Linked DNA regions of Mus musculus: region 2 is linked to region 1. Evidence: chromatin loops called from intact Hi-C (ENCODE). Cell type or tissue: heart. All regions are shown on one strand. Links, peaks and the distances in the headings refer to the core of each region. The heading gives the core; the rest is flanking DNA. Region 1 overlaps Pkp4 (plakophilin 4). Region 2 overlaps Pkp4 (plakophilin 4).

Region 1 (15,422 bases), core at 3,921-11,920:
AAACTAAAATCATGCACCTTCCAGCCTTTTTTCTGGAAATGGAAAAACAAGCAATAACTAGAGTTTTAGGATCCTGTGGTCATTACTACAGTGTGAGTCAGTGGCTGGTTGATCCCCACTTTAGTTGTATTATCAATAATAATGCTATTAGAGCCACAACAAATTCAAGTCACATTTCCGAGCGTGACACCAGAGCTGACACACGAGGTACAGAATGTAGAAGGCATCTTGTTCTCTGCAGTGGCAAAAGGCTTCTCAGTCAGATGACTGTTGGGCAGGCTATAAAATAGTCCCACACTGTATGCCTTCTGTTACCAAAGAGAGTGGTCCATTCACAATAAACCTATGTTAAATCTTTTGTGACTCTTCTCAAGCACAAACAAAACCATGCCCTTGATGGCCACTGGTGTCTCCTGAAGCTCTCAGCTGAGAGGTGGCAGGGTTTCAGTGAAAGCAGGGTGTGTACACACCTGGATCCCATCTCATCAAATACTAGCATCAAAAGGGAGACTACTAGAAGTCTGGAATTGAGGATCCGGTGTGACACATTGTAAAATAGAGAACAGTCACCATGGTGTCTACTTGCTAAAAATTGCCTCAGCATCTCCATTTAGAAAGCAGCCGGGGAGTTACAGGGACAGAAGGGCATAGTGAATGGCACTGGGCTGCCGAGCTAATCAGACTCAGGCTATCAGGAATTCCAAGTGTTAGCACATGCTCTCTTCTTGTGGAAGGTGGATAACATTGGATAGGCGATCCATTATATTTTATGTTTTAAGTGCTGCAGAACAGATTTTTAAAACATCAGATGATTTAGTTCTTAATTTTGAGTAAATGGTTCTTAAAAATCACTTTATATGGTGTTTATTTGCCTATTAAAATGTTTTATTAATTTTTTGAGAATGTCATCGATGCATACAAATCTATTGAGATTGCGTTCCCTCCCTCTCTTCTGACTCCTCCCAGACCCACCCCAGTCCTTTGACCTCTCAACTTCATGTCCTCTATTTTTTTTTAATAACTCTATTTGTGTTACCCATATACTCATGAGTATATGAGCCACCCACTGGAATGATGACCTACCACGAACCACACCCGTAAAGAAAAATGACTCTCCCTGCCCCAGAAACCATCAGCTGTCCTTTGCTCCTCAGCCAGGGATGGGGACAAGTGCCACCACCATCCATGCTGCAGAGTTGACTGGCTTCATCTGGTTGTAAGCAATCACGGCTTCTGTGAGTTCATGAGTGCCACAGGGCTGCCATGTGCAGGGAGGGCTCTTTTGCCGTGGTCCTCCTTGACCTCTGGCTCTTGAAGTATTTCTGTCCCCTCTGAGATCTGTGCTGGTCCCTGGTCCCTGGTCCCTGGTCCCTGGTCCCTGGGAAGCAATGTGATATATATGTCCCATTTGTAACCAAGCACCCCAAAGACACCTTTTCTCTGCACTTTGACCACTTGTAAGTTTCTGCATTCCCCACCATCCATTGCACAAAGACACTTGTGGTGAGGTCAGAGTGCTTCACTGATCTGAAGAAGACAACTTGTACAGGTCCATTTAACACAAGCAGAATAGTTAGGTTCACCCCTAAGGCCTATGAGTGCCCAGTCTTGGCCAGATTTGCAGTACAAGACATTTATTCTACCAGAAAGTTGTTGCTATCCCATGACATTCCTGCCACTATTACAGCCATGGGTGTATCTTGTTGTGCCTGTCATTATTGTACCCAGGTTGTTAATGACATGCCCGCTCAGCTCCCCCAGCAGCCTGAACGTCACCTCTGGTACTGTGAAAGCCAACGTAGAGGAAGCTTCCAGGTCATTACCAGCTTTGTTTCTCCATGTCCTGTGACCATATTGTGTTGATCTCAGTAGCAGGGCCTTACCATCAAGTTCTGCTGGGGAGCCGAGAACGGCAGCATAACCAGCCTGGGCTGTTCTGGGCGCTCGAGGACACTCTGACCTCCAACAGAGGCACCCCACATCCGGAACTGGCTTTGTATTTAGTAGCCCCGGTTTCTGATGCATTATCCTCTGTGTGTGTGTGTGTGTATGTGTGTGTTATGAAATAGTAGGTTTTCATATAGCTTTCCAAACCTCTGTATTGTTAATACATCTCTTCACTATACCTCCCCCCATCCTCCTTGGCCTCCCCAAATCTCCTTCCCAGTCCTTCCTTTCCCCTTCATATCTAATTGATTGCATTTTTATAAAATTAATATAGTCATATGCCTCAGAAGTTGTGATTTCCTAAAACCCTTGAAATTTCATAGTCCAATGGTATTCCTGTGAAAGTTTAAAGAGAGACTGCTTGGTAGCCATGACTTTTACGTTCATTTTATCACGTGTATTTGAGGGAGTGTGCACATCCCACAGCATGAGAGTGGAATCAGGGCTCTCCTTCCACCACATAGGTGCTGGGACTCAAACTCAGGCAATCAGGCGGACATCAAGGGACACTTTTAGCAGTTCTGACTTCAAAATTTTATAGATTATAGTTCACAGTTGGTTCCATATCTTCCCTAGGCCTTTCTTATGGAACATGCTGACTTGTGGCCATGAATTACGGTAAAGGGGAAAGATTAAGCTGTTTAGTCTCTCTTGTCGTGTTGTAAACTGGGCTTCCACACTAGAGTTCTAAAACACTCTTGACCACCGGACACTCTTTGTGTCTGTGCTTTGGAAGGGTCTGGCCACTTGAGTAGGCTGTACACCCTCTGCTCACCCTCTGTCTTTCAAGCATGTTGTCTTGAGAGAACCCTTCTGGTTCATTCCCATGCCCTCCCCCCACCCCCTCCCACCCCCGCCTTTGGTAGCTTGGAACTCCTCTGCATTTATGTAGGAAGCAGTGGTCAAAAGAGAGGAGGCGGCGGGTGGATTTGAGGCTGTGGGATGAGTTAAGGGCTTTAAGCAGTCTGAAGCCCTTCAGCTTGGTTTCAGATGCTGCAGTACAGAGCAGCGGTGGCTGGGTATTGACTGTCTCCAGGCTCTGTTCTTTCCCCCAGACAGTTATTGATGATGTTAGATCTCTCCTCCTCCCACATGTGAAGTCATTTCTCCCTCAGCACAGAAATAGCTTCCTATGGCCCTGGTCTATAAATCAAGACTTGAGAACATAATTCCAGTGAGAAACAGGAGCTAAGCAAAAATTTGAAAAGAGTGCTGTGTTCTTTATTTTTGTAATTAGAACAAAATTTCTCTTAGAAGTTGAAGAACCTCCCCCTCTTCATAAAATCTAAGCATAAATCATTGCTCTGGCTAAACAGTAGGCAGAAATGAATTTTTAGCTGGACACTATACCGATGATGCGACCTGGTCTTCCAAGCACTGCAGCTACAGGTTGCACCACCATGTCTGACCCAGTCATTTGCTTTCGCATATCTAAACTGGCTCATTATTATCAGAATACAATATTTCATTGAAAGTACAGCCTTGAAATTCCTTTTTAAAATGAGATTTCAGAAGCTGAGAATATGGGTCTCATGTGCTGTGCAGATGTGATGTCCCAAGTGTGGATCCCCACTTTACACTGAAAAGTCGGCTGCTACAGTACATGTTTGCATCAAAACAAGACTTTATAACTATAAATTAGAAAGTTCATGGACATCAGTGTTTGTCTTAGATCTGTACAGCTGAGTCCTGAGTTGGTGGTGTATTTAATCTCATGTAGAGAAGTAGACATGCAGAGACCTCCTCCTCTTTCCTTCTTTGAAAAGCTCTTTTCCTGCTCCTCTCACCATTGCCGCCTTCATTTAAAATTATAAGGCTGGGATTGTTCTGACTCCGAAAGGCAAGGACATTTTTATTTGAACACTCAGTTTTCACTCTGAACTTAAGTTTTCCCTTCTCTGCTTCTTCATCTTTGGGGTTGAGAAGACAGGAAGTGAGGGATGTGACGGCCTTTGACAGGCCATGGACATATACTTCCCATCCACCTTTGACAGGCCATAAACACACACTTCCTGTCCACCTGTCTATTCATGCACTGACCCTTTGCCTGAATAGGATCTCGGATCATGACTGAGTCCATTGGAAGACCCTGGTATTGTGTTAGCCGGGGTGTTAGAAAACCCTTCTCTCTGGATTTCTTTGACTAATCAGTACACCTATTGTGGGGTGGGCCTCAGCAGAAGTCTTACTTCCTGTGTAATTTATGGGGATACCACAGGGAACTGTTTGTCTCATTTTTGTCTAGTAACACATCCTCTTTGATCTTCGCTTCCCATATGGTCTCTGAAATCTTTTATTCATAGATTCAAAGCACTCACACAAAATGCTTTTGTCAGAGAATATTTAACATCATCTAAAATGTTCTCTCTCTGTTGCTCCCTGGGTTTCCTCCACTTGTAGTGTTTGCACGAAGCATCAAAAGTCGTCTTCTCTTTGGGAGACTGGTCATAATATTATTTATTTATATCTTACCTTTTCCTGGCATTTTAGACAGCTGTTAGAAGGGGATCTAAAGCTGCAGTCGAGTATGTGGCATGAGTTTAAGGTTGAATGAAATATCAAGAAGCAGGAAACCAGCATAAGTAGAAATGAGACAGTGGGTACCACAAAGTTCACCAAACTTACTGACCGAAGAAAACCAAGACTGGACTCCGCCCCTGCCGCTGCTACCGCCCCTGCCGCTGCTACCGAAAGGAAATACCTGAGTCAGACTGCAGGCCTTGCCTTTCTCCTACAGCCTTGGAGTATCTGCTCTGCCCTCTCTAGCCACCTTGTTACCCTTCTGTGAGTTTGGAGTGGGGATGAACCAAAGCAAATGTCTGTCTGCCTGTGGTGACAGCTCAAGACTCCTGTTGGGAGTTGTCATGTCCTGTGTGAGAGGCATCATTCCTCATCTGGAGCAGTCTCTCCCTAACCTCCACACCACCCTCAGGTCTCAGAAATAACTACAAAGAGACCCCTTGCCCTCTCTCATTTGTTATGACTCATAGATCATGAACCTGTGCCATTGTTGGGGACAAATTCATAACATGCAAAATAACTAATCTTGACTTACGGCCATTGTCATGTTTCACTTGCCCTCCTTACTGAGAGATTGGGAGTTGCCTCTAGAAGAGAGGGGACTAAAGGCTAACTGTACAGATAGCCAGGAAGAACAGAATCACTAGAGCTAAGACGGAGAAGGAGAGGAAGATTGCTGTCTGTTGAGGCTGTGGCTGGGCACTAAGTACTTTTGGAAGACTTTCCCAGAAGTTTAGTTAAATACCAACAATAGCTTTCAGACTTCAGGCAGTTCCTCCTGCCTTGGCTAATGAATTTTTAAAACCAGGGTCTTCAAGCCTCTTAGGGATTGGTGGTTTCAGTTTGCCTTCCCTATTCCTTGATCTTCAAGAAGATAAGGCAACACTCCCTTGTTAGCATCTATCTTATTGATTGACTTTGCTGTTCTTTACTTAGGTAGGGTAGGTAAGGATGCTGAGTATCTGTGCTTGGTGAAGAAAAACTATCAAGATTGGTGCTGAATTTTGTCTGATGTCCTACTTGTTCTGACACTCGGAGGATGAGTCACCATCTGCCTTTAAAAAGCTACAGATGAGGCCCCTCCCAAGCATAGGTCAGTTACCTGTTGGTGGGTGGGAATAGTTCCTGGAATATCAGAACTTTGAGCATTAGGGAGGCCCTGCTTCTTCCATACCAAGTGGTAGGGTAAACTGAGCCCAGGACATGGCTGATGGGAGTCACACTAAAGGGAAATTTCTCCTGACAATGGGAAGTTCTAGTCTTTCTGTAGGTGTTATATTTTAAAAGAGATATTCTCAGCAAAAAGCCAACAACATTCAAGAAACCTGCATCATAAAATGGTTAATCTGCCTCTTTTGTTTAAAAAAAAAATGATTGAAAAATCATTTAGAATTTACTTTTAAAATTGAACAGCCCTAAAAATTTCCCATTGAGGCATTCCAGTATCCTATTCAGTTCTGGATGGAATCAGGGCACAGTCTCTCCCCCAATAAGAGCCGTCCATGGTCTGGTACTAGAAACCAGGAACAACTACCACAGTTGTGATCATGAGAAGCACAAGTGAGTGCTTGGGCACGCTCTCGATGAAAAGGAGCAAGGGATCAACTCCCATTCCTGTTTCTTGAAGGACCTTCCAGGTCATCGAGGAGTACACAGTCAGTTTAGACAGTAGGGCCCACGCTGTGTTTACAGTTTCTGGAGTAGTTTGCATAAGTGAAGCTTAATTTGTTACTGGCCATGGTTAATTGCTTCAGTCATTGAAAGTTCTTTGCATCTAAGTGATAGACACAGACCTGAGAAGGGTGAGGAGATGGCATGGCAGAGGGTCTGTGGCTCCACTCTTGTCTTCACTGTGACCTCCCCACCGCCTCCCCAGTCAGCTGGTTCACGATAGGCAGGGGAGGGGGAGCGTTTTCTGAGAATGTTCCTCCTCATAGGAAGTGACACAAAGTAAAATTGAGCCTCACTAGACTGCTTAGTTTCCTGTATACAGTGCATACATATGTAGTTACATGGTACCTGAACAGCAGCCCTGGCATTCGAACAAGTCTTAAAAGAATTTTTAGACAGCTTCACACATTCTTGCCCCAAAATAGCATTCAAAGTGTGAAGCAGCTTGGCACATGAGGCAAGTTCAAGTACTTGCAAGTTCCTGGAATGCAGGCTTGTGTGGGAAAGGGCAAACCAAAGGGACCCTCAGATAGTTGCATTTTGTCTTCTGTGGGTCTGTCTGTACTTTAGCAGTGGGGGAATGCTACCCATTTATTGCTATTTGGTAAAGCTCAGTAGCAACAGCAGGAGACAGCCTGAAAGGATAAGAAGTCAAGGCCTTGAAGACCGATTAGAAGAAAGACAGAATGTTGCAGCCTAAATAGGATCAAAGGATGGATGCCCAACCTATGTCGCTGGTAGTGGGGGTGCCCCGAGTGAGAGCCATGCGTGAGCTTCTGCAGCATTTGTGTGAGTGGAAAAGACTTGGGTGCCCCGGGCAGGGAATAGCTCATACTTTTCAGGCTGAGTGACCCATGGTGCTAATAGAGTGGAAAGAATTGTAACATGTTGAGCATGAAGTGGGGTTGAAAATACTGGGCTCATTTCACAGGACTTGCTGTGGTGTTTGTTAGTCTTATGATGAGCCAGTTCTGATTTTTAGTTACCAGCAAGCCTTCTTTCCTGGTTTGCATAAGCAGAAAGATGGATGATTACATATTGATTCATAGGCTCTCAAGGCTTATGAGCCAGATTCTAAGCCTTGGTGGCCAGGAGCAGTGCTCACTGCAGTGGCTGTGTCCATGGGGCAGTGCTTATTGCAGTGCCTGTGTCCATGGGGCAATGCTCACTGCAGTGCCTGTGTCCATGGGGCAATGCTCACTGCAGTGCCTGTGTCCATGGGGCAATGCTCACTGCAGTGCCTGTGTCCATAGGGCAGTACTCACTGCAGTGGCTGTGTCCCTGGCAAAAGCTCAAGTCACCACTCATTCTTCTTACGTGACTTCTTGTACCCTGCTCATTAGACAGCCCTTAGGCCTTGGCAGAGTATGAACAAGCAAGTTTTTTGTCAAGTTTCCTGACAAAAGACCAAATTCAGGAAGATTTTCAAACACAATGTACAACTCTAAGAAACCATTTTTATCTACAAATGAAAACTAATTCCATATGAATAGAATTTTACATTGATTTCTATATATTTTATGTAGCACAAAAAAATGCATAGTCCCTGCCTAAAATAAATTTTAAGACAAACTAATATTTTACTTAAAATTCAAAGCTTTGATGGTTAATTTGCCAGTAATCTTCTTTTTATTTGTTCTCCATCTCCTGGCCTGAACAGTTCTAAGCATATGAATCGTCCATTTAAATGATGGTTAGTTAATTTATTTAAAATTATGACGATATTTTCCTATTGACACAGAACTCTTGTGGATGATTCAGTCCTTGTGTGTGAAATGTCTTTCACATTCCAGTGGAAGATCCTAGAACACAAGCTACTTGGCACCTTCAGAAGGGACGTGAAAGGGAGCCAGGGCGGAGTCCTGTGGGCACAGTGCCTGTAGACACATGGTAGGCAGCCAGCGTCAGTTGGGAAGTGCTTCTAGGAATAGATGTTGCGGGGAGTGGAGAAAGGGAAGGAAGTGGGCCTGTCCTTCCCGGCTGAAGCTGCCTCTGCTGTCTCTCCCAGGAATCTGCCTCTCACGGCTCTAGAGCAGAGTGAGTCATTGAGCAGCATTTCAGATCCCGTGTATTTTGTTCTTCCGTCCTGGGGTCACAGAGTGAGCAGTTTGAGACTCCGTTAAAGTAAGAACTTTGAACACACTGTTCTGAAGAACACACACTTGTAGTTACTACACAATATTGTCAGTTCCCTGTCAGCTTAACTGGGTAATCTGTGCTCTTCCGCATATCTTTGCAATTTGGCTTATTTTTATTGTTCATTATTAGCTTATCTTCCTAATGAGTTATGTACATTACTTTAAATAGGAAGATGATTTTAGCTGAAGATTCCCATTGACTTAGGTATGCCCTGCTGTGTTTAGGGTACCTAAGGCCTTTTCAGCACTCAGATGCTATTTGTCTGATTTTTTTTTTCCCAATCCCTCCCCGCAACAACAACAACCAAAAAAAAAACCATACAAAACAATATGTTGGTACCTGCTCCTCGTGACAAAGGGTGAAATAAGTTATCTGCTTGAGCACGGTTAGGGCTTTCATCAGTATTTACCTCATTACTCAGAGCAGTGCACTGCTCAGTGCTTCTCACACTTTGTGAACACTGTATCTAAAGCGTCTCCTGTATGCCAGGCAGGCAGGAGGCTGGACCCATGGCAGAGTGGAGCCACACAGCCACAGCCTCTGCTACTCTGAGCAGAAGCCCAGAGTGGCTTGATAAGGTTGGTAGTTGCAAAGATGAAAGCCATTATAGAGCGTTCCATTAAAGTTAAACTCCCATGGTAGTAAAAGCTGCACGGGCTGTTATGAAGCTGCTCTGGATGGCAGTTTGGTTAGCAGCAGGTATTAATATTGACATAAGACCTGATTGTTTTGACAACTATACAGTGAGGCATTATCAGTCCTAGCGTTTGGAGAACTAATTTTGTGAATAAAATGAAGTAACAAAAGTTCTAAGAAGCTGGGCAGTGGTGGCACACGCCTTTAATCCCAGCACTCAGGAGGCAGAGGCAGGCAGATTTCTGAGTTCCAGGCCAGCCTGGTCTACAGAGTGAGTTCCAGGACAGCCAGGGCTACACAGAGAAACCCTGTCTAGAAAAACAAAACAAAACAAAACAAAAAAAGTTCTAAGAAACAGAAACTCATTGCAAGGAAGAAACTACTTTCTAAGCTGGAGAGCTGGAGGACGGTTGGGACCTGCCACCCGGAACAAGGCAAGTAGCCCTCAGTGAGATTTGCTCGCAGTTCCCCATCCACCACCAGCTGTGCCTTTGCAGTGCGGTAAAAGAGCACATTAGCTGGAGCCACAGGCTCAGAGCGCAGACAAGATGAGTATTCGCTGATTGGCTCCATTCATGGGAGCAGTTACCCTGCTTGCAACTGAGTCCTGGCCCTGGCATGTGACCGGCTGTGCCCATGATGGAAAGGGGGGCAATCACACACATTTTCACCAAGCAAAAGTCCCTCCCACCTTTTAATTCTTGGGGAAGACGGCAAGGAGTTAGAGAGGCGTGTAGAGCCGCAGCTCTGGCAGGTGACCTTCGTGAGCTCTATGTGTTTATTTAAGCTCAGAGTTACAGCTCTTTCATAAATTTTAAAGAAAAGAAATCTATGTTCTTACCCCAAAGGAATAACTTAATAACTTTGCTTGTGTGTGTGTCTGTGTGTGTGTGTGTGTGTGTGTGTGTGTGTGTGTGTCGTGTATCTGTCTCAGTGTTTAGGCACACTGGTTTTGGAATGATAGCAAGTAGCATGTTAGGTTTGACCTCAGCATTTCTAGTCACCAACATGTTTTATCTCTAAAATAAAATTACTTATGGCCCTGTGACAAAATTATTGTGCATATGATAAAAGAGCTAGTGTATTCAAAATGGAAATACATATAATACAAATGCTTAATCATCTAGTCTGTGTTCTATCTCACTGTCTGCTAATGTCATACTGTCCTGTGTCAATTGATCCATGGCAGAGAAAGGCAAAAAGGTGAACAAATATATTTTCACATGGAAATTGTTTTCTATATACATAAAGTATAAGCCAGTGGCCCCCAACCTTCCTAATATGGAGACCCTTTAATACAGCTCCTCATGTTGAGGTGACTCCCAACCATAAAATGATTTTCATACTATTTAAACTGTAACTTTGCTACTGTTAGAAATCATGATGTAAATATCCGTGTTGGAATTTCCAATGGTCTTAGGCGACTCCTGTGAAAGGGTCTTTCCAGGCCCCAAAGTGGTTGCGGCACGTAGGTTGAGAACCACTGCTAAGGAAACTATAACTCAGATACTGCCCTGTTGCAATGATTTTTAGTATATACTTTAGCTTTTTATAAGGTAACTTTTGATGCAAAGCATGCCCGTTAACTTGGTTGTCTATGGGGGTCTCTCATGGCTTCCTTTTTAGTGGTTATTGGGGTCTTTTCAAATGTATCTGATACACCTGTGGTTTCCCCAGCACCACAAATGCCACCTCTGTTAATACGCTCAGTTTTGCATCTCTTTATAATCTGCTTAGTTTCCAAGTACAAATACAGTTTAAAAAGTAATGAAGATGGGTAATTTTGAATTTTATTTGAGGTTTTTATTCATTTACATAATTAGATGTAACAAATAGTTTTGAAATGCAAAATAAGCCCACAATTTAATTCTATGACAAAACCTCTTTTTTTTTTTTTCCTTTTTTCTCTAGCTCAACTGAAAAGTCATTTCCTTGGAGATCAACAGGTATGGTGTTTTTTTTTAATTATGTAAAAATTGTTTTTTGTTTTAGATCCAAATAAAGAAGCAGCTACTTAGCTAGCAGCCATGGCCTGTGCAAGCTAGGCGAATGCTCTGCCACTGAGCCGAATCCCTAACGCCTATTTATTGTATTCTTTAACTTCCTACCCCTTGATGGGGTAAGCCAAGCAGAGCTCTTGGCAGTACTGAGACTGAACTACTTCGCTCTGGTGTAGTAGTTGCTGTATCCTTCATCCTTTAGCATAACTGAAAGTTACAGCATTGCACAGCAATTCCCTTAATAGCAAGTGTGTGTCTGAAGCTTTTCATTGCAAGGAAACAAAGGGGACACCAGGAAGGTTATTGTAAAACGGCCAATGACTCATCTCCATCAGATGCTTCATTGTTGCTCATACTTAGAGTTACTTGAATGTTCAGCTTATATTCTTCCATGTAAGATATCTGCTAATCCTGCTGTATAGTACAGTAGGCTTTGCTATAGCTTGTGTATCTTTTCCCCTAAACCTGTGACAGGAAGAGTGAATTATATTACAAAGAGTATCTGCCCCTATCCCAAGGGTTACATTCAGTCTTCACTCAGCTTGTGGTAATCAGGCTCCTACACCATGTGCTGGATGTTGTGCACCCTGCACATCGTCTTAGCACCACCCACCTGGTCCTCCCACTACCAGGCCAGATGGAGGTTGTAAGGTGAGCAAGTCAGCAGCACTGCAAAGCCTGGAACTGGCCTTGAAGAAGCTTAGAGCAGCAGATGCCCCGTATCTGAGCTTAATCTGCATTTGACCACAGAATTCTAATGTCGTTCACACTGCCAGCCGACAATGATTTTTGTTCAAACTGCTCCTACTCACAAGATCACCTACAGTTAGTAAAAGGGAAGATACTCCATAGGACAATATGTGGCTACCTTGGAAATAAGGTGGAATTTCATGTTATAGATGGTCACTTCTGAGATAGCTATGCAGAGATGAGCCCGAAGCCCCACCCAGTCTTCACCTCCAGACTAGAGAGGAAGCATTCACACCAGACAGAACACACAGTAGCAGCACTGCGTGGGAATATTTGAAACTAGGTTTTAAGAGAGATATTAGATATTAGAGGGCTGAATTAGACCATCAGGGACATTTAATCTCTCAGTAGTCATGAAGAGACCCTGGAAGCCCTTAAAGAGAAGTCATGTAATTTAAACATCCTCTGAAAGACAGCATAGTACGGTAGGCTTTGATTGGAGGGAAGAAAAATATAGCAAAGAAAGACTGGCTGGAAACACACTGCTAATTTGGTGTGGGAACATCTGGACTGAGTTATTGCTAGATGTGGAGAGTGGCTTAGTGTGGCCAAGCCTTGAGGTCTTGAGCAGTTTAGGAGGGCAGCTTCATTGAAAAACTAGGCGAGTTAGAATGGAGAGCCAGTCTCTGGGACACTTTGGACTTTGATGTTGGTCATGCTAGATTTGATGGTAAACGGAGCAACAGGGGATATTCAGTAGTGAGGTATAAATGTTAAAGCAAGCCCCAGTCCAGGGTGCAGGAAAGCGCTCCTGTTGAGCAGATAGTTCTCTGCACAATCACATTTGACCAAGTGCTTCAGACATGTACCCAGAGTGCTGTGGAACGGGCCGTCTGAGCAGCAGCTAGGCTGGAACCTGGAGAGCAGCCCTGCTCGCTGCTCCTGGGAGGTAATCAGAGATGATCTGAAACCCGAGGAGCCCCAGGGTGTCAATTGGGACAATTCTTCTTTCCCTACTTTGTCACAGTGTGTCAGGTCATCACAAAGAGCAGGACGGCTGATGCCGGCCTGGCTCACCTAAGTGAATGAATACACTCATATATGAATGGACAGTAAATGTCAAGAAGGCTTGAGGGCACGTACATTAGATTCACAACTGAACTTGAAGCCCTTGGAAAGTTTCTTTTTCCTCTCTGCACAAGGACCTAAAAAAATGGGCGTTCCTTAGGAAAAACTAAAGAAAACCCTCTGTCTAAGAGGGGCAACTGTGTTAGTTTAGGACAGAATATATATTTAGAAAAAAATTACAAAATGTTGTAAGTTTTTAAAACTCCAAAGAGCTTATTTTGATTCTTAACTACTGTTCTCGAGGTGCTCTTGAAAGTCTTACACTGAAGGTGTGTCCAACAGACAGTCTGTGATCCCAGGCACTCCTGAGTGGCCAGGAATGCCGCCGCACACAAATCAGGGAAATTTTTTTCTATTTCTACAAATTTTTGGTTTGTTTGCCTCTCTCTCTCTCTCTCTCTCTCTCTCTCTCTCTCTCACTCACTCACTCACCTCAGTTGTATACTTGTGATCGTGAACTTGGTAGAAGACAGTGTCATGTTGCAATGTCAAAAGGTTGGGAACTCTTGGTAGCCTCATTAGTACAGTTGTAAATCCTGCCTTGTCGACAGCCATTGCCACCCACCTCCCTTCCTCTTCCTCCTCCTCTTCCTCTTCTTCTACCACCTCCTCTTTTTTCTCTCTTTTTTTCTTTTCTTTTCTTTCTTTCTTTCTTTCTTTCTTTTCTTTTCTTTTCTTTTCTTTTTTTTTTTTTTTTTTAACAGCAGAGCCTTTCTGTGCATTCCAGGCTGTCCTGGAACTCACTGAGTCACATCCCAGTCTGGCCTGGCTCAGCTCCTTCATGCTGGGATTCACCATACACAGCTTATGGCGTTTTCTTTATTGCACATTTAGCATGTATGATGTGACTCTGACCATACTGTTTCTCTTGTAGCTCTTTCTATCTTCTTGATATTATAACCTCATTGAGATATAACTCACGTGCTCTACAATTTTCACTTCTACACATTTCAAAATCGTTAAAATATACAGAGTTGTGCCCACATCACCACAATCAATTTCAGAACATTATCATTACCTGTAAAGATGCCACATACATTTTATAAGTCAGTATCATTTTCTACCCAAAACTACTAATCTTAAGCAGCCATTGTTGTCTTTCTTTATGAATTTATGAATTTTCCAGTTCCAGACATTTTAGTTTCTGGGTTTGTACAAGGTGTGGCCCCTCATGATAGATCTCTTTCACAGAGTATTGTGTTCTCAAGATTCACCCTGTGTGTGGGTCGGCACTCTGTCCTTATTGGTAAATAATCTCCCCTTGGGGTACTGGAGAGCACTGTCTTTACCCACTCAGCAGGGGATAGGCACGTGTCCTCCTTTCAGCCATTGCTTTGAATGTTTATGAAAACTTCTCCATGTATATTTTTACCTATACATATAACTAAGAACAGAATCACCCAGTCAGCTTGTAACTCAGAGTTTTTTAACAATTGGTAAAATGGTTTCCAGCGTGGCTGTGGCTGTGCCTGTGTAACATTCCCACCAATAAAGCACAGGGCTTTCACATCCCTTCCCCCACTTGTGGTGGTGACCTATAGCTGTCCTGGCACGTGTGCTGAAGTATTCCTCATCGTCTGTTTGCACCTCAGTGATGGCCAGCGTCATTTTTGTCTTTCTTCTTCAAGCAGTGGGGAATGGCAAAGCTTATCCTTTAGTCATACTATCTGCCCGCCCCATCTTTTTTACTATTAAAAAAACATCATTTTAAATGTGCTTGTCACATACCTATTTGGTATTTTACAATATAAAAAAAAAGTATAAAATAATTACTTATAATTAATCTCATCTCAATTTTCTGTGAATTACACATAGTTGCCCTTTTAAGTAAACTTGAGAGCATTGATGTGCAGGTTATGTTTGCTGTTTGTTTGTTTTTTAAGACAGGGTCTCTCTATGTAGACCAGGCTGCCCTGGAACCCTCAATGTAGACCAGGCTAGCTGCTGCCTCCCCAGATGCTTAGTGTGTATTATTAAGTATGACATTCCTCTATTGATTCATCTTTAGTATTACATAGTAAGGATTTCTTGACACCTTGAATGTAGGTATGGTTTCCAGCATCTAGAGCAGAAGCCTCACCCTCTTCAGATATTCAGATTTAATGGAGAATTGGAGCAGAGACTAGAACTACTATAACTGGCAGGAAGATGCCTGAGGATGTTGAGAAATATGTTCCATGCTTGTATATGTACTATTCAACATTATAATTTTTTTCTGATTTTTGCTGTAAATCACTGTGATAACATAACCATATAAAAATGTATCTCCTGGATTTTTTGAAAGAAAAGCATGTAAGGTGTACATACAGTATTAAGGTCCTCAATGTGTGTGACCAAGTTGCTTTCCCTCCCTCCCAAGTATATGAGATTGAGCCCTTTAGTTTCTCCTTAATGTCTTTTGTACCTGGAAAATATAAATTATCCTTAGTGTTAGCACTTTTTCTTTCCTTTTGGAGGGTACTGTGTGATGGGTAAGAGTTACTTATGGTCCAGCAATAATAACAGCTGTGTCTCTTTGTCAGTCTTTAGCTGGGGAAGCAGAACCCACGCCAGCTAGTTAAATACAGGCAATTTGAGGCAGAGAGCCCGTGGGCTGGGAAAGTAGAGTTGGGAAGATCTGGAAAGCGAGCACCCTAGAGGCTGATGAACCTGAGTGTCTGCCTCTGTTCCAAGGGCCGGGGGTGGCAGGGT
Region 2 (15,422 bases), core at 5,084-13,083, 57 kb before region 1:
ACTGGACTCTGTAGAGATAAGTCTGAAGTTGTATGTCAACACTAGAAGTCTGGCCTTTTGTGTGTTCTGTGGATGCAGATGAGGATGTTCATGCAGGAGCTGTACATCCATTTTCTGGTGACCTGTGGAGTGATAAGCTGGACACTGCGACATTCTCAGTTCTACCTTCTCTGAGTTATACTTCAGAATTACTGAATGTGTGTTCTGTCTGAGTTGAAGACAGCTTTTGAGTCTGTTGACACTAGGGTTTGTGTACAGTGTCCTTTAACTATAGAGAGATGTGTTTATACAAACTCCATCTGCTGACCACACATAGCAGGATCACATACACAACTAGAGTACATAATAGGTGTTGTAGCAGGCTTACATGTATGTAACCAGAAAAAAGCATATATACTTGTAACTAAACTTTGTTTTTAATTTATTAAAAATATTTATCACAGGCCTACTGGGAGTAAGGCTCTTTGTCAGAAGAATGTGCAACCACGAACAGTATTGTAGATTTTATTGGAGGAGTAATCGGCCCATGAACTAATTGGACCACAGATCTGCCCCTCCCTATGTATACTCTTGTGTTTAAACGTGCTAATGCTCACATTTATAGCATGTCAGTTATTTGTATATTTACCAATTTAGGTATTTTAACTTTAATTTTTTATTAACAGTACTTTACATTTGAAAGTAATAGAATACTTTTTCTTTGTTAACATTTACAGCCAAACCTGACTTTTTATGCTTAAAATTTTAATTTCCTTTTCAGTTGGATAACCCAGTTCACAGTTTCTTTTCAGAGTTAAATTATTAATGCACGGGATAATTTCCCCTCTATGGGCATACTTTAAATTTGTATGGGCTATTAAATTTGAAATGGTATCTGCTGCCCCTTGATGAGATGGATGGCCAAACATACTTTTGAGGTAGGGTCCCAAAGCTGCTCAGAGCTTTGGCATGCACAGCATGAGAGTTCTGAAGGTCCCTGCCTGCATGCTTGCGTGCTTACTTTCTAGATTGCCATTCCTGTTACTTTGCAGAAATTAGTCCATATGGCCTTACTTCATTTGTGTATGGTTCATGAATATATTGTTTTCCAGAGTGATTAGAGCTGCTTGTACCTTAGCAAAGTAATTTAGTTGTAATTATTTTGTTTCAGGCATTCCTAAGAAAAACCATTTAAAACAAAGGCTTTTCAAACAATTTAAGAGATAAATCTGTGTCTTAACTTGTAGAATGTCTGAATTTATGAATCAAACCTTCAGGGATTAGGGGTTGCATAAAGCAGAAACAGATTGTAAACAAATTAGATGACTCATCAAAACTTGAAGACATTCGTATTACACAGTTATTTCTTATATAATCATACTTTAATAACGATACTTCGGATATACATATAGTTTTTATAAGTAGGATAGAATATCTAGTATTGAAATATTTTGGCTTTGGAGAGATAAGTTTTCCTTGGATAATGATGTAATAGTTTAAGTCACTTTAATGTTTAAGCTAGTAAGTTGAAAATGTTTTATTAGAATATTAATTATACATAATGGGTTTTATTACAGTATTTTCAGACATGTATGCAATATATTGTTGCATGTAGTTTTCTGCTACTGCCTTAGCTCTAGGGGGGGATCCTGCTACCAACCTCTCCCCAGCTCCCCTTGAATCCTCAGGTAAAGGACATAGACTCAGTTTGTTCTTTTACAACTTGCCTTCTTGGCACAATTACTGGTCAGTACGGTCTCCCGCTTGGAAAAGCATGCCCTTACCAGTTTATTGTCTCTGTCTCTCCACCTGCCCTAAACTTTAGTGGCTAGTCCCACCTAGCCTAGCCTCTGCCAAACATCCATGACCACAGGCCTGTAGTGGTGGCCACCAACCCCAGCTTCCTCCCCCACTCAAGACCTCACATGATTGCTACGTTCTTCTTCCACCAAAGCATGGCAGAAAAAATTGCTCTCTCCTTCCTTGTGTCTCCTTTTTCCTCCTGGGACTCAGAAGTCACACCTGTACCTTCCACCCAGCAGTTGGCCCCATCTTTCTTTACTGACAAATCAAGAACCAGTTGGGGAACGAGGTCTTAATATCAGAATTGCCCCCTTCAGTATATTCCAATTTTATTCTACCCCAACCCACCCCACCTCACCACACACGTTCCTTCCTTCCCTTCTATACCCATTTTCCAGCTTAAGGCATGGCCTCATCCATTGGGTTTCACATGCGCAAAGTGTTCGCCATAGAACATCACCTCCTGGGACTGCATCCTTGGGCTCCCAGCCTCTGCCCAGAGCTCTGACTCTCTGATCGCTTGGTGCTACTGAGTCATCATCCTCTGGATATCTTTCCTTCGTGTGACTTATGTGAGCAAGGAATTTTCTTCTTTAAGTATTGCCTTAAGTTGCCTTTTTTTAAAATCAAAATTCTTTTGTATCTGCCTCAGTTTTCGTTCTGGACTGTGGCCACCTCACAGGTCTGCTCTATGGCTTGGTGCTGTTTGTTTTTTCACTTGTTCTTTAATAAGAGGAAATTGGCACTTTGGGTTTTTTGTTTCTTTGTTTTTTTGAATATATAACATAAGCTCTTAACTGATTTCTCTTAAGTTTGCAAAAAATAATGGCGAAGTGAATTCTTAAGAAATTACTGTGTTTTGTCACTTGCTAATGTTGCCTCCATTGTTCACTGACTGAGCAGACATCTTGAGGGCCATGAAAGCAGGTGAGCAGTCTCACCTGAGCTCACGTGAGCTCACCACACTGCAGTGCAGGCTGGGCCACACACCTTGGGCCTACCATGAATTCTATGATGGGAGACGATTTATTTTTTGTTTTAAACACTGTTTCTTATGAACACAAATCCTTAATACTTGAAAAACCTTTAAATTGCCCCTTAAAAGCCTATGTAAGGTTGTTGGGTGAGGGGCGCAAAGGCCAAGGGACCCTACAAATGCACTGACTGGATGTGAGAAGAGTTGGAGGCTCGGCCGCCACTTCAGGGTCACTGCTAGAGCTGGATGGGGGAAAGCAGTGCTCTGTCCAGGCTAGCACTGCTGTGTGATGGCCGAGCCCTGCGCTGCTGCATAGATGAATAGATGGCTGGTTCTTCTCTCTCTTCTGCCGCCACTGCTGTTATTAGAAATACTGTTACTACTGCTGGTGACAAATGAAAAAAATTAGAAAGTAGTTTTAACACCAGTGTGGCATAAGAATAAATGGCCTCTGGAGTCAGGGCCCCAGTGAGAGTCCGTGCTGTGTGCAAGAGGACTGTAGCCTTGGCTGTCCTGGAATTTGCTATTTAGACCAGGTTGGCTTTGAATTTCACAGAGATCTGCCTGCCTCTGTCACCTGAATGCTGGGATTAAAGGCGTGTGTCCCATACCCATCTTGCCTGTGTTCTTACTCTGACTTTTTGAGTTAATATAGTAAACCTCTGCCTGTCTTCAGAGCCACTGAATTTCTTTGTTCCATGTATTGCCCATGTTACTAAATTTGGTTGGTAATCACATAGTCCTGAGTGATCCAATATCTTTTTATATTTATCCTTAAATTAGCCAGGGTGTTTTCTGTTGCTGGTTACTAAAAACACCTAATTATACAGATAACTATTATTACAACCACCATTTAGACAAGAGGAAAGTGATATTTAGGAAAGCTAAGTAGCTCACAAACCCTCCAGTGTTGTCAGTAAGTAGGGATCCTGAGATTCCTGTTCAGGCATCCATACCCCACAGATGCAGAACAGGGATCAACTGACCTCTGCGGTTGGGTTCAGTGAGACAGACGGATGGATAAGGTGGGACAGGGCCTTGTCAGCACTAGACTATCTGAGGACATGTTCTGGAAAGCTGGAGAAAGGAAAGCATGGAGGAAGTCATAGAAAAGGAATTAATGGAGAGCGGGCCTCCATGAAGAAGATGCACATGAACTACTGTAATAGCTACAGGATAGTGTTCAACTGAGACACGCATCTGCCCTGCAAGCTGGCAACAGTGCAGTCAAGGAACAGGATACTGAGTTCACGGGCACCCATGAAAGTCAGTGCACAGCCACTGCAGAGCACTGTCTGCAGTCAAGACCTTAGTGATGGTTGTGTCTGTTATCTCATAGTTTGAGTCTAGGGAATCTCATCTGAGAAAATATTGAATAAAAGCATAAAAATGTTAACCACAATGGCATTTATAATGCCTAAAATTAATGATAAATTGATTGCTCAATACAGGTGGAATTGTATCACATTGTATTGTATTACATGCGTGTGACTGGCAGTACATTATAAAGAATTTTTAATTGCATCGGAGAAAAAAATAGGATTAAAAATAAAACATTGAACTACAAAATGATCAGTTTTACTACAGAAATGCATATACATGTGAATAGCCTCCACATGCATATATTAATGAAGCCCAAGAACACACATCTTAACATGGTTTCTCTGTATGTTTTCAACATTAATTACAAAAAAAGCATTTTGCTTTTTATAACATTCTAAAACTCTAAAATAAGTTGACTGGTAAAGAATAAAAGACTTTATTAAAATAATAATTGTAAGGTGTCATAGGCTAACAGAAAGGAAAGAGATGAATTCTCAAAGGTTATAAGATGTGGGACCTTGTTAGGTGGGTTGTGGTTAACAGGCTTGATTGTCTTGGATATAAAATAGAAAATGTATGATTGTGAAGGTAGCCAAGGATGTACATAAGCCAGGGAGTCGTCGGTGCCTGCAATCCTAGCACTCAGGAAATGGAGCAGAAGGATCAGAAGTTCGAGGTCACCATCTCATATATGGAGCTTGCTGTCAACAGGCTACATCAGAGCCTGTCTTCTAAAGGGGACAGGGGTTAAGACGTAGATGCTATAGCCCAGGGCAGCTGCATCCAGACTGAGAGAGACCCAGAGACGAGGCCAGGTGGCCTGGCTGACAGGAAGGGTTTCAGACAGGGAGAAGCAGAGGGTTATTTATATGCTAGGTAGTCAATAGCATGATACATGATGTCCTTGCGGTAGGTCAAGACCTGTGGAATATCAACTGCAAACCAGTTCTGCAGATTCAACTCTTTTGTACATTTTTGTAGGGAATACTCAGTTGCATTAAGTGCTTCTTTAGGTATATCAAGCCTTTACCTTGGAGGGAGGTGCACAAGGTAGCGTTAAGGGAGACATGGAAAAGTGTATAAAACCTCACTTTTGCTAATGCTTTGCCTTAAGGTAGTCACCAAGGGGACCGCCACTGTATTTTACAGATGGGCACAGTGTCTGAACTGTAGAATTTATCAGGTACTTATGTGTTGTAAACACTTGAGTTTGATGGAAAATAGGCTGAAACAAGATCTAAACATGAACATTAAATAAGGTAATCCCATTACTTGCCACCTAGGAGAGTCAAGGAAGCAAGGATGATGCTTTCTTTCCTCCCAAAACAATGGGGCAGGGAGCTCACCAACGCTAACAAAGCACTCTGGACACCTCTTTTGATGGTATACATGTTACTTTGTCTTCCCTCATTACTGGAGACACCACTTTATATGAGGTTAACATTAAAAGAGATTTATTCAAATGGGAATCTCTTACTGACTCTTGTTGCTCTTGCCTGTAATCCTAATACTAGGGAAACTGAGGCAGGAAGATTGCTATAAATTTGAATCCATCTTGGGTTACAGAGACCCTGTTTCAAAATACTGAAACAAAATCCATGTATCCCTTCTAATTCAAAAATAAAATGGTGGTCTCTAGATCTTGTCTAGGACCACACTACACAGGCTTCAGCTTGTACAGGCATTGGTCCATTCTATGCAGCAGCTTGTTCATACACAACTATAATATATTTTGAAATGATGTTACAACTTTCTTTTGAAGGCAGGAGGTATTGGTACTGACAGAATTATATTTTCCAGCTTTTAAATGCTTCCAACACTATCTCATTGAAAATATGGCGTGAGTCACATCTTTGCCTGAAGAAATACTGGTGCTTTTATGAAGCAGGCAGGAGTTTGTCACTGCTGTGATCACGCATGCCCTTAATCTACTCTTGCCTTCTGTAACCTGGATGTACTCCAAGCCAAGTGAAATCACTCTGACTGGTTTATTAGCATGGGCAGAGCTCTCATATTGGTAGATGCAAGTCTTCCCGTTTGATATATTCCTACCCAGAAGAAGGCAAATGTTGTAATTAGGACAGTCTTATTTTATTGCTAGCGCTATGCAAAAAATATGGAGCTACTTTTCATACAGTTCTGTCTGTGGAAAAGGTCTAGCTAGTTACAGAGTCTTTTAAACTTGAAGTGCACAATAATAGAATATATTGGGCACAAACATGCAAAGTCTTGTTTGCTGTTGTGTTAACTGTCGACTAGTGCCTTGAGTGCCCCAAATTAGCTTTATATAAAGCTTTTTACCACCCCAAGACGGCTCTGTCTGCCACTACACTTAGTTTTGATTCACCTTCCAGGTTAGAGTTGGCCTGTTGGAAAGGCAAGCACTCTGATAGCTCAGAGTAATGTCAGCTGATCACCTGAGATGTATTTAGAAAGAGGCTACCAAGAACTGAACAACAACAACAAAAATAGCTCTTGTTCTAAAGCTGAAAATTCTCCTTGGTGTTTCAGAAGAGCCAAACCCTTCCCATTGTCCTCCACTCCCAGCCCGCGGGGGATTCTGTAAGCCCAGAGCATATCTGTACCACAGTACGGCTTTCACTATTGTTTACACAGAGTGTTGGAGAGTCCTGACCTCTTAGTAAAGTCTCACCATGCTTCACTGTCTTTTCTTACTGAATTTAGTAAAGAATTTAAGGACATCTTGATATAGTAAGGAGGATGCAAACATTGCTTTTAAGTAGACATGAAATCTATCGAGTCTAATATAGACTCCTGCAAACCGCTTGAAGATCCAGGTAAGTCCATCCATCACCTCTCGCAGTTTCAGTCCCTTCTGTAAAGCTAACAGTAGTTTCACCCAGCTCATGAACGCCACTCACATCCCCTATGTGAAGTGCTAACCAGGAGCTGGGTATTTACTAGGTAGTCAAGTCACCGGTGGGTCAGGAGTAGAGCTATCCCGTTGACTGGGTGCTTATGAGCACGGAAGTTCATTTGGGGACTTTAGCAATCAGCTCAGTGTGCTTTATCACTGAAGCTCGGTGGTGCTCAAATGTGATTGGTCCTAAAATTGCTAGAGCAGAGTGAAGCCACCTCCGCCTGGTGTGGGGCACTGTTTACTCTTCCTCCTTCCTGCTAAGCTTTAAGTTTGGTTTCATCTTAATCTTAAGTTTGGTGATCTTAATCCAGGCTCCCAATCTTGTCTTTGCGTTAAGATGGTCTCTGCTTCCCTTGTCCAAGCCTGCCCTGGAACCTGAAATGCCAATGCATCCAGCATTCTGCAGGTTTTCTGAGAAGCCATTAATTGTTTAATGACTGTGAGCTGTTCCAAGCAAGGGGTAGGTTCAGATCACAGATTGGGTGGCCCACTGCAACAGTCCTGACAGCCTACTAACAAAACCCACACAAAGACTGAGTTAATAATCTACCTTAAGCTTTAAAGATCCTGGCATATCTTACTGAAAACAGTTTGTTCACTTCTGCATAGTGCTCAGTGGTATATGTTCAGGAAGCCCCGATCTGGATAGCAAGTCTTGGAAGCCAGTGGAAGAAAGACAATCTTTATAGCCAGTGGTGGTGGCACAGACTTGTAATCCCAGCACTTTGGAGGCTAAGGCAGAAGGGCCACAAGTTCTAGGCCCTACGAGATCTAAGTGACATAGAGAGACCTTGTTCAGCAGAAAAAAACGACATGAGGAATAAAATCAGTACCAAGCTGATGAGAGCACAATTCCTTGGTGTTTCTTTTACTGGGTATCGACACTATAATAGCCTTTTACTATGTTTTTTTTTTCCTTTTTAATTTGACTTTTGAGCCTTACTAAGTTGCACCCACCACCACACCCAGCTCTGCTGTGGTTACCGGTTAGTTAACAGTTTGTAATTACCATGAGCATCCCTTGGACAATGTCGGAAACATCAAGTTAGCATGTTTATGCGTTCCCTCTCAAACCTCTAACAGTTCTGTATGTATGCTGCTCTTGTTATTACCCATGGTCCATATGAGGAAGTTCAGAAAGGGGTGAGATGTAAGACTCCTGGAATATAAATCACAAACACAACATGGCCTAAGTAGGGTTATTGTTGCTTGAGGAAACACCATGACCAAAGCAACTTGGAAAAGAAAGCGTTTATTTGGCTTATTTTGTAATATTTGGTTTATTTTCGCTTCTGAATAGCTGTTTTTTCATTGAATGGTGTCAGGACAGGAACTTAAGCAGACCGGGAACTTGGAGGCAGGAGCTGATGTAGAGACAATACAGGGGTGCTGCTTACTAGCTTGATCCAGATGGCTTGCTCAGTCTGCTTTCTTATAGAACTGAGAACCACCAGCCCAGGGATGGTACTACCCACAATAGGCTGGGCCCTCCACAATCACTAATTAGGAAAAGTTCCTAGTAGCTTGCCTTCAGACTGACCTTATTGAGACATTTTCATAATTGAGGCTCCCTCCTCTCAGGTGACTCTAGCTTGTGTCACAGTTGACAAAACTATCCAACACACAACCCAAGCATTTCTTCCTGAAATGTGATCTGCTTCTTAATACATGCTCAGTTTGTATTTGTTCCTTACTGAACTTCCAGTTCTGATTAGAAACCAGTCAGGACCACATGCCCAGTCACAGGAGGACTGCATGAGTCGGAAACCTGTCTCCTACAGCCCCACAAGTGCCCTGTGTTAGGCAGCTTCAGAGAAAAAAAGTGTTGCAGAAAGGAGATGGGCCAGAAGGCCTGTCAGTCCTGCTGTGTCAGCAGGAGCTTCCGGCAGGTGGTTCTGAGTGTGGAGTAGGAGTGAGGCAGCCAAGCACTAACAGCCCATCCTGTCAGAAAGCTGTCCGCTCTTGCATCTGTTGACAGGGAGGCCTCCCAATACTTTGGCTAAACAATATGGAAATAGATTCCTCAGTCATGAAACGGTCCAGGGAGCTTGCTGTCATTCCCATCTCTGGAGCAGACAGCGTCCAGTTCTGATAGGTCACCTGTTAGGCAGCACACACATCCCTTTGGAAGATGGAACTTGATCCTGGCTGCCTCTAAACTGAGAATTGCAACTCCAGTGAGCAGCTGTGGGCCCAGCAGAAGGAACCATCGCCAGCCAGCAGCCTTGGTCGCAGGAGAAGAAGAGCCCTGACACGGAGTGGGGACGCTGCCATCCACACCGTCTGATTCAGGCTGGGCTGCTGGTGAGTTGGTGGGCTGTAAAAGACCAGAATCGGAATCATTACTTTCATTCTTGTATTCCTGGGACCATAGTCTTGCTTGTTTTAAATAAGAAAGTACTACAGAGGACAGAACGGAATCTTTTCTTGTGCCCCAATATGAGTCTATTTTAAAGTAATTTTGAGTTAATTTTATCTTTAAGCTTTAAAATACTGATTTTTCTGAATCTTATAAATATTGATTAAATTTCATAAACTCAGTCTTGAGCTTTTATGTTCTTATAAAATAATAATGGAAATCATTAAATATACCAAGTAATCAATGTTCCTGTGAGATCCTAACTCTTTTGTTTCGATATTTGGGAAAATTAGTATACTAATACAGAATTTTTCAATTTGAATATTTTTAAACAACTAAAAAGTTTTCTCTCTAAAGTACTCAGAATCTCAAGTTACATTCATGCGTTTGTTGAACACAATTTTCACCGTTGCCTGAAAATTATTTCTTTTACAGTTTGTAACTGGAAATGAGTAAATTTCAAAGTATAATTGAAACTAAAATACTCATTATAGTTAGACAGAAAAAGTTTTTGAATCACAAACATCTATAAGAAAAAAAAAATGTATCTATCTTCTTCAACATTTAGTCTCAGTACCCAGTGGAACACCTGGTATACTCAGATCAGAGTATGGAAATACTTTTTGACTAAATCATTTAAAATCATTTGACTAATCACTTTAGTTTTAAATTTAAAAATCACCCAGTTTTACTCTGTGTGAGCAAAACTATAAGAAATAACTTTGACTATAGTAAGTACCTCCAGATAGACAAGCACTCACATGTACTATTATGACTGTTGCACTTTTAAATAGGACAGACCTGAGATCTAAGTGTGTTAAGTAGCCATAGCGGGCTACGGGACTCAAGCAATTAGGGTCTGCTTCTGTCTCCCACAATAACCTCCAACCCAGCACCAGTCACAGAGCCGAGCTCTTGACCATGGCCACTGATTAACTGGAGCAAAGCATGCCTAGCTACACAGAGGTTGTAAGCCACTCCCACTCGGCGGGCGAGAGTAGTTAGTCGCTGCCTGGTCTACAAAGCAAAGGCAGCAGGGTTACTCAGAGAATCCCCGTTTCAAAAAGACAAGAGGGAAGGGAAATTTAGTCGGCTGACTTCAGAGGGGCAGCCTGAGACCCTTGAGCAGTAAAAACCTTAGAAATGCAGAAATCATTTTGTGAAATTGTTACTCAAAACATTGTTATGCTATTATAACCAGCAGAAGGAAAGCACAGTTATTTTCATTTGGGGTGTATTATACTAAGAAATAAGGCTCAGAGTAATTTAGGCTTCAAATGCTTTGAATGGACACCGAGACTTGCTGCTTTCATGTAAACATTCTCTTCACCACTCCAGGCTCCCTTCGTGTTGGGGCCGGCCAGCGGCTCACATGTCCGGGTTTGAGCCTGGGAGGCATCTTGGAATCTGGAAGAAAAGAGGGAGCCTAGGCGGATTGAGAAATAATGGAACCAAGACAAGCTAGTTCAAAGGTTCAAACTTTTAATGGCAGACACGCTTTATAAAAGAGGGGGGAAAGCCCATTCCCGACAATTCATCCTTGGAGCCTGGAACCAGCTGCAGGTGATGACATGCAGGATATGGCATATAGTCTCCAGAATAGCTCCAGGGCCTCTCAGCAGGTAGCAGTATCTTGAAGAGGAGCAGTAGCAATGGCAAAACAATAGAGTGATCTAGGGAGAAGGCTCCACCCTAGATAATCTCCTTAGTGGCAGCAAGGTCAAGTTCTGGCTCAGCCTGCTTCAGGCTTATGGGAGGGAGGCTACACCTTCAGATGCCTGTTCCATGTGTTTCCTTGTGCTGTTAGATGGGCCACAAGAGGAAATGAGAGTGGTGGTTGGGCTTTGAGCAGTTTAGTGCGTGTGGCAAGAGGCTGACCCACACTTAGAAGCCGGCTCATGTGGCTAACTAGACAGAGGCAGGAAGTATCTCTGCGTCCGCTCTACCTCAGCTGTCACCCACAGAACTGTTAGTTTGAGGATTTGCGTTCACAGCCTATGGAAACACGCCACATGCCAGGAGTTGCATGTATACAGCCCTCGTGACCCGCTGGTGAACATGGGGAGCCACAGCAGTGGAGTTGGGTGTATGGAGCTGAGTTGATGAAGCCCCACTGTCCCACCTGGAGCCCTTACACATCTCAGAGGCCTCTCCCAACAGGACTGGGATTCAGTTCTGTCCTTCACCCATGACTGCACAGTGCCACAGGACACCCAGATCGATCCCTTGTCGCAAGCCTGAGTACAAAAGTGAACAGACCTAACCCATGTCTTCCACATTCACTTTGGCGGCACCAAACACAAGCCACTTGGGCATTGCTTCCAGTCACCCATAAAGCCTGGGAACACACACCTTCCTCTGGGAACAACTTCCCTGCCAGACATCGAGGCCTCCACTCTCCATCCCGCTGAGGCTGAAAGCCGTTCTCTCGTTGTCCCCATGCTCCTCATACACTGTCACCAGCAAAGCTTTCTGAAAGTGTATCTGAGAAGTGCAGAGAGAAAGAGCGTTTACATTTTAATATATTAAATTGTGATCTGCCAGAGGGCAAGTATTCTACGCTCTACTCAAACCTCCCTACCCTAGTGCTTTTCCTATAACAGTGCAACAGTCATGGGGGGCTGCGCAGGCGCAAAGGCCTGGAGTGTCCTCAAACCCGCATTTGACTCATAGTCTTTGTACTTATTTAAACTCATAGTTTCTAGCCATATCTATGAATAATTATAATCACTCATATAAATACATAGATATGCAAATATACCTACACCCTAGGACTGTGATCTAGTCAAGCCCGGTGCCATCCTTTTTCCTGGTTATAAGCTCATGATGACATTCCACAAGTGCATTGCCTAATTTAATTAGTTGAATGCTTATGAAAATTCCATGAAGGCAGAATCTCTACATAAATGCTAAGAATTATGATTACCGTCTTCACTTCATCCCCATGGCTCAATTTTTACTCTGCGTGTTCAATCTCTCGTCATCAACTAAAGAGAGTTTATATGCAATGCCTTTGACAGTGCTGCAAAATTTGAACCATATTTTTAGCTGAGGTAGATACTGACATTGGCTTGTTTTTGCTGATTTGAATCTTGAAAGAATTAAATTCAGTTTAAATTGTGTCTCTTCAGTAGATTATATCTGCAAATAGATGTCGACATTTGAATACCGGCTATCAAACTCTCTGTACTAGACTGTCAGATTATTTTAAATTGTGGACTGAAATTGTGCCATTATTCTGTTTTATTTGAATTGGATTTTAAGAAGAGGATTCTATATAAAGCACACTATTTTTTGAATTGTTTGCTGTTTGCGACAGAGGATAGCTGTGTTGAAAATGACCCCTAACTGGCTGTAAGGGATCCTTGCCACCATCCCTGGCTTATAAGAGATTTTGAATTGCATAGATGAGAACAAGAAGAATGTCAAGAAGGGATGACTTTTAGATTCCCTAGCCATCCGAGCCACTTCTCAGTTTATTTTGCGTTGTCATCTTTGGCTCAGGCAGTGTTTCTTCAGACTTGGCACCACTGTCGGATGTGCCACTGTGTCTCGTGTAGGTCATTCGGGACGCTTGTAGGGAAATGTTCAGATGACGGCACCTGCGTACCAAAGGGACAGGCATTACCCATAGGCCCCAAGCCCCATGCTTTGGCAGTCTTTCTTTACAAAGTCATCACAAGCAACTTGGTCGGCCATCCTTCTCCATCTACAGGAGAGAAATGTGGGATTTGGGTTGGAGAAAGTAGCAGCTCAGGGCAGGAGCCAAGAAACGTAACATCGTAACATCGCAGTAGGCAGCTCAAGTGAGGTGTCAGGTTCTGGCAAATCTCACTTGTGAGATAAAAGATTTCCTTTCAAGCTGTGCAGCTCAGGAGAGGAGGTAAATATAGCAGAGTGAGCTGGGCAGCATTGAGGAGGGCACAGGTTATGGGGAGAGCCAGGCGTGGGCTTTAAACCCACAGAGGCAGAAAAAGATTTGGCCTGGAGCTTTGCAGAATGTTCAGAGAGGGAAAGGCCTGGCACAAGCTGGGTTGACAAGACTGGGGCAAGCATGAGCCAGGTGGCTTGTTTCTTTCATTGTCCACTTTATGCCCGAGCCCTGAGTTTTACGGGATGCACTTGACTAACAGCAGGCGGTGGCCACCACTCACAAGGTCCTTAGGCAGTGGCCACCACTCACAAGGTCCGCAGGCGGTGTGTATGACATGGCAGTTCAGAGAATGGCCTTTGGAATCACCTTCCTGGCTCAACCTTTGCACTCATTCTTTAATGATAAGTATTAGGTAAGAATTATAACACAGCATATGTATTCAGTCATATTGCTAAGAGAAGCATTTTTAAAATGAAATTGAATTTTCTTCTGAGTATTTTGATATAGAAAATCAGCCTAACAAAGGAAAGGAAAACACTGAGAAAGATCTTAGCATATGAAGTCCCTGTGTGTAATAAGTGTAGCATGACTTTCATATTTTTCAAAGATATTCAGTTTATTCGTGTGTTTTTGTGTGCATGTACATGTGTGCAAGTGCCCAGGGAGGCCATGTCACCGTGGCATCACTGATGTAAATGATTTAATCTGGTGGAGAACACCAGGCAGACAAGCACAGCGGTCAGTTTGTGAGTATGTATCAGTATTGTTAGGATCAGAGTGGCACCCGAAGGAGAAAATGGTGTGATGTAATGAAAAGGAAGCGTGGAGCTAGGGGTACGTGTTCTTCAGGCAAGTTTACTGTGCTCAGATTGACATACAGTAAAATTCTCCACTCAAGTGTTTAGTTCTGTAACTTTTGATATCCACAAGCAAGTCACAAGGCCACCTGCTACCAGTTACAGATTACCTTGAGCTGAGACTGGAGCTCAGTGACAGCCTGTGACTAGCACGTACAGGTCCCTGTGGTCCTTTGCCAGCAATGCTTCTCCACTTCCCTAAAAGGATAGAGAATTTTCTATCACACTAGAAAAAGTTCTATACAGAATTTTTCAAATTTTGACTTAGTCCTTAGGCAAGCGTAGCATGACTCAAAGACTTGGCCTCCAAAGGCTGTCAGATGTGATGGGGGTGCTAATCTCTGGTCCTGGTCGTAAGATGCAGTAAGCAAGGTGGCCATTTGGGATCTTATATCTGTATGACTCTCCCCAACTTGCCAGTCTCCTGAAGGTAATATACTTTTTAGACCCAAGAGAAAACTGCTGTAACCATGTAGTATGGAACAATTTACAACCAACACCATCACTTAGGCATTATCTAGCTAGCTGAGTTCACGCAAGATTGGACACTTCTAAGTATCTAATGCTTATTGTTTCATTGGTGGTTCAGATTTTCAATTAAGCATTTTTTGAGAAAAACCTAATCTTGAAGGAAACAGAGCCCTTTCCAGGGACTTCTTGGACAGCCTACACCTGGACTTTAAACCTAAGCCAGATTAAGTTGCTTTGTTAATTACTCACACTTGTTATATTTAAAAAAAATGTGGCTTTATATTCAAACTAAGAAGCATGAATAATCATTTTTGGACTGATTTTATAATCAGTTACTTTGTTTTCATTCTCACTATTAAGTATTAGTTTAACAGACTGGATTGTGTAAGGCGGTGCTGGTTTGCTCTCTAGGAGTAAATAGAGAAGAACCCTTGGCTTTCCCAGTGCCAAGATCCTCCTTAGGGCTGTGATGGCCAAGCCAACCTAGCAAAGACCATTCAGGAGAGGAAAGGGGGATTTCCTCTCGCTGTTCCATCAGGAGTGGGGGGGGGGGGGGGCTCCAGGTTGTTGACTTCTGGCGTGTTAGAGGAAAATGTATTAATTTTCAAAGCATCTCCAGTGCCTGAATCTGAAATGAAGAGCTGGTGGGGGGTAGGGGTGAGGTGGGGGTGTAGACAGTCCCTTTTCAGGGCAGCTGATCTAGCTTGCAGGCTCTTAGCTGTCTGCCACTCTACTGAAGCCATCCCAGCCAGTATTCTTTCTTGAGAAATTGGGTCCCCTTGCTCGCTCTTCCTTACCCCAAGGATCAGGAATGTAAGACCAGCTTTATCAGACCCAGTGTAACTTCCTAAGGGTCTTTACTCAGTGCGGAAGGATACTTTTAAATCTTCACACTTGCT

The links. Peaks named below come from ENCODE experiments on the same cell type or tissue, not always from the same donor. Only the 100,000 strongest peaks of a DNase experiment are listed, where the experiment ranks them.
Region 2: it touches region 1 in a loop (2.7-fold over the local background); 4 of 42 quality-filtered maps call a loop at or near these places.

What each region holds. Positions count from the first base shown.
Region 1 is chr2:59,278,394-59,293,815 of GRCm38, forward strand. Pkp4 (plakophilin 4) reads left to right here. Exons shown (of 22, transcript NM_026361.2): 4 at 10,825-10,859. Among named protein-coding and RNA genes, the nearest start is that of 5330411J11Rik, 100 kb to the right of the region's middle. In heart, for the core only: no CTCF peak of the experiment used is centred there; a DNase peak (open chromatin) is centred at 8,038; H3K27ac peaks cover 1,575 bases.
Region 2 is chr2:59,220,589-59,236,010 of GRCm38, forward strand. The region is part of intron 2 of Pkp4 (plakophilin 4); the gene reads left to right. Among named protein-coding and RNA genes, the nearest start is that of Pkp4, 67 kb to the left of the region's middle. In heart, for the core only: no CTCF peak of the experiment used is centred there; a DNase peak (open chromatin) is centred at 11,163; H3K27ac peaks cover 526 bases.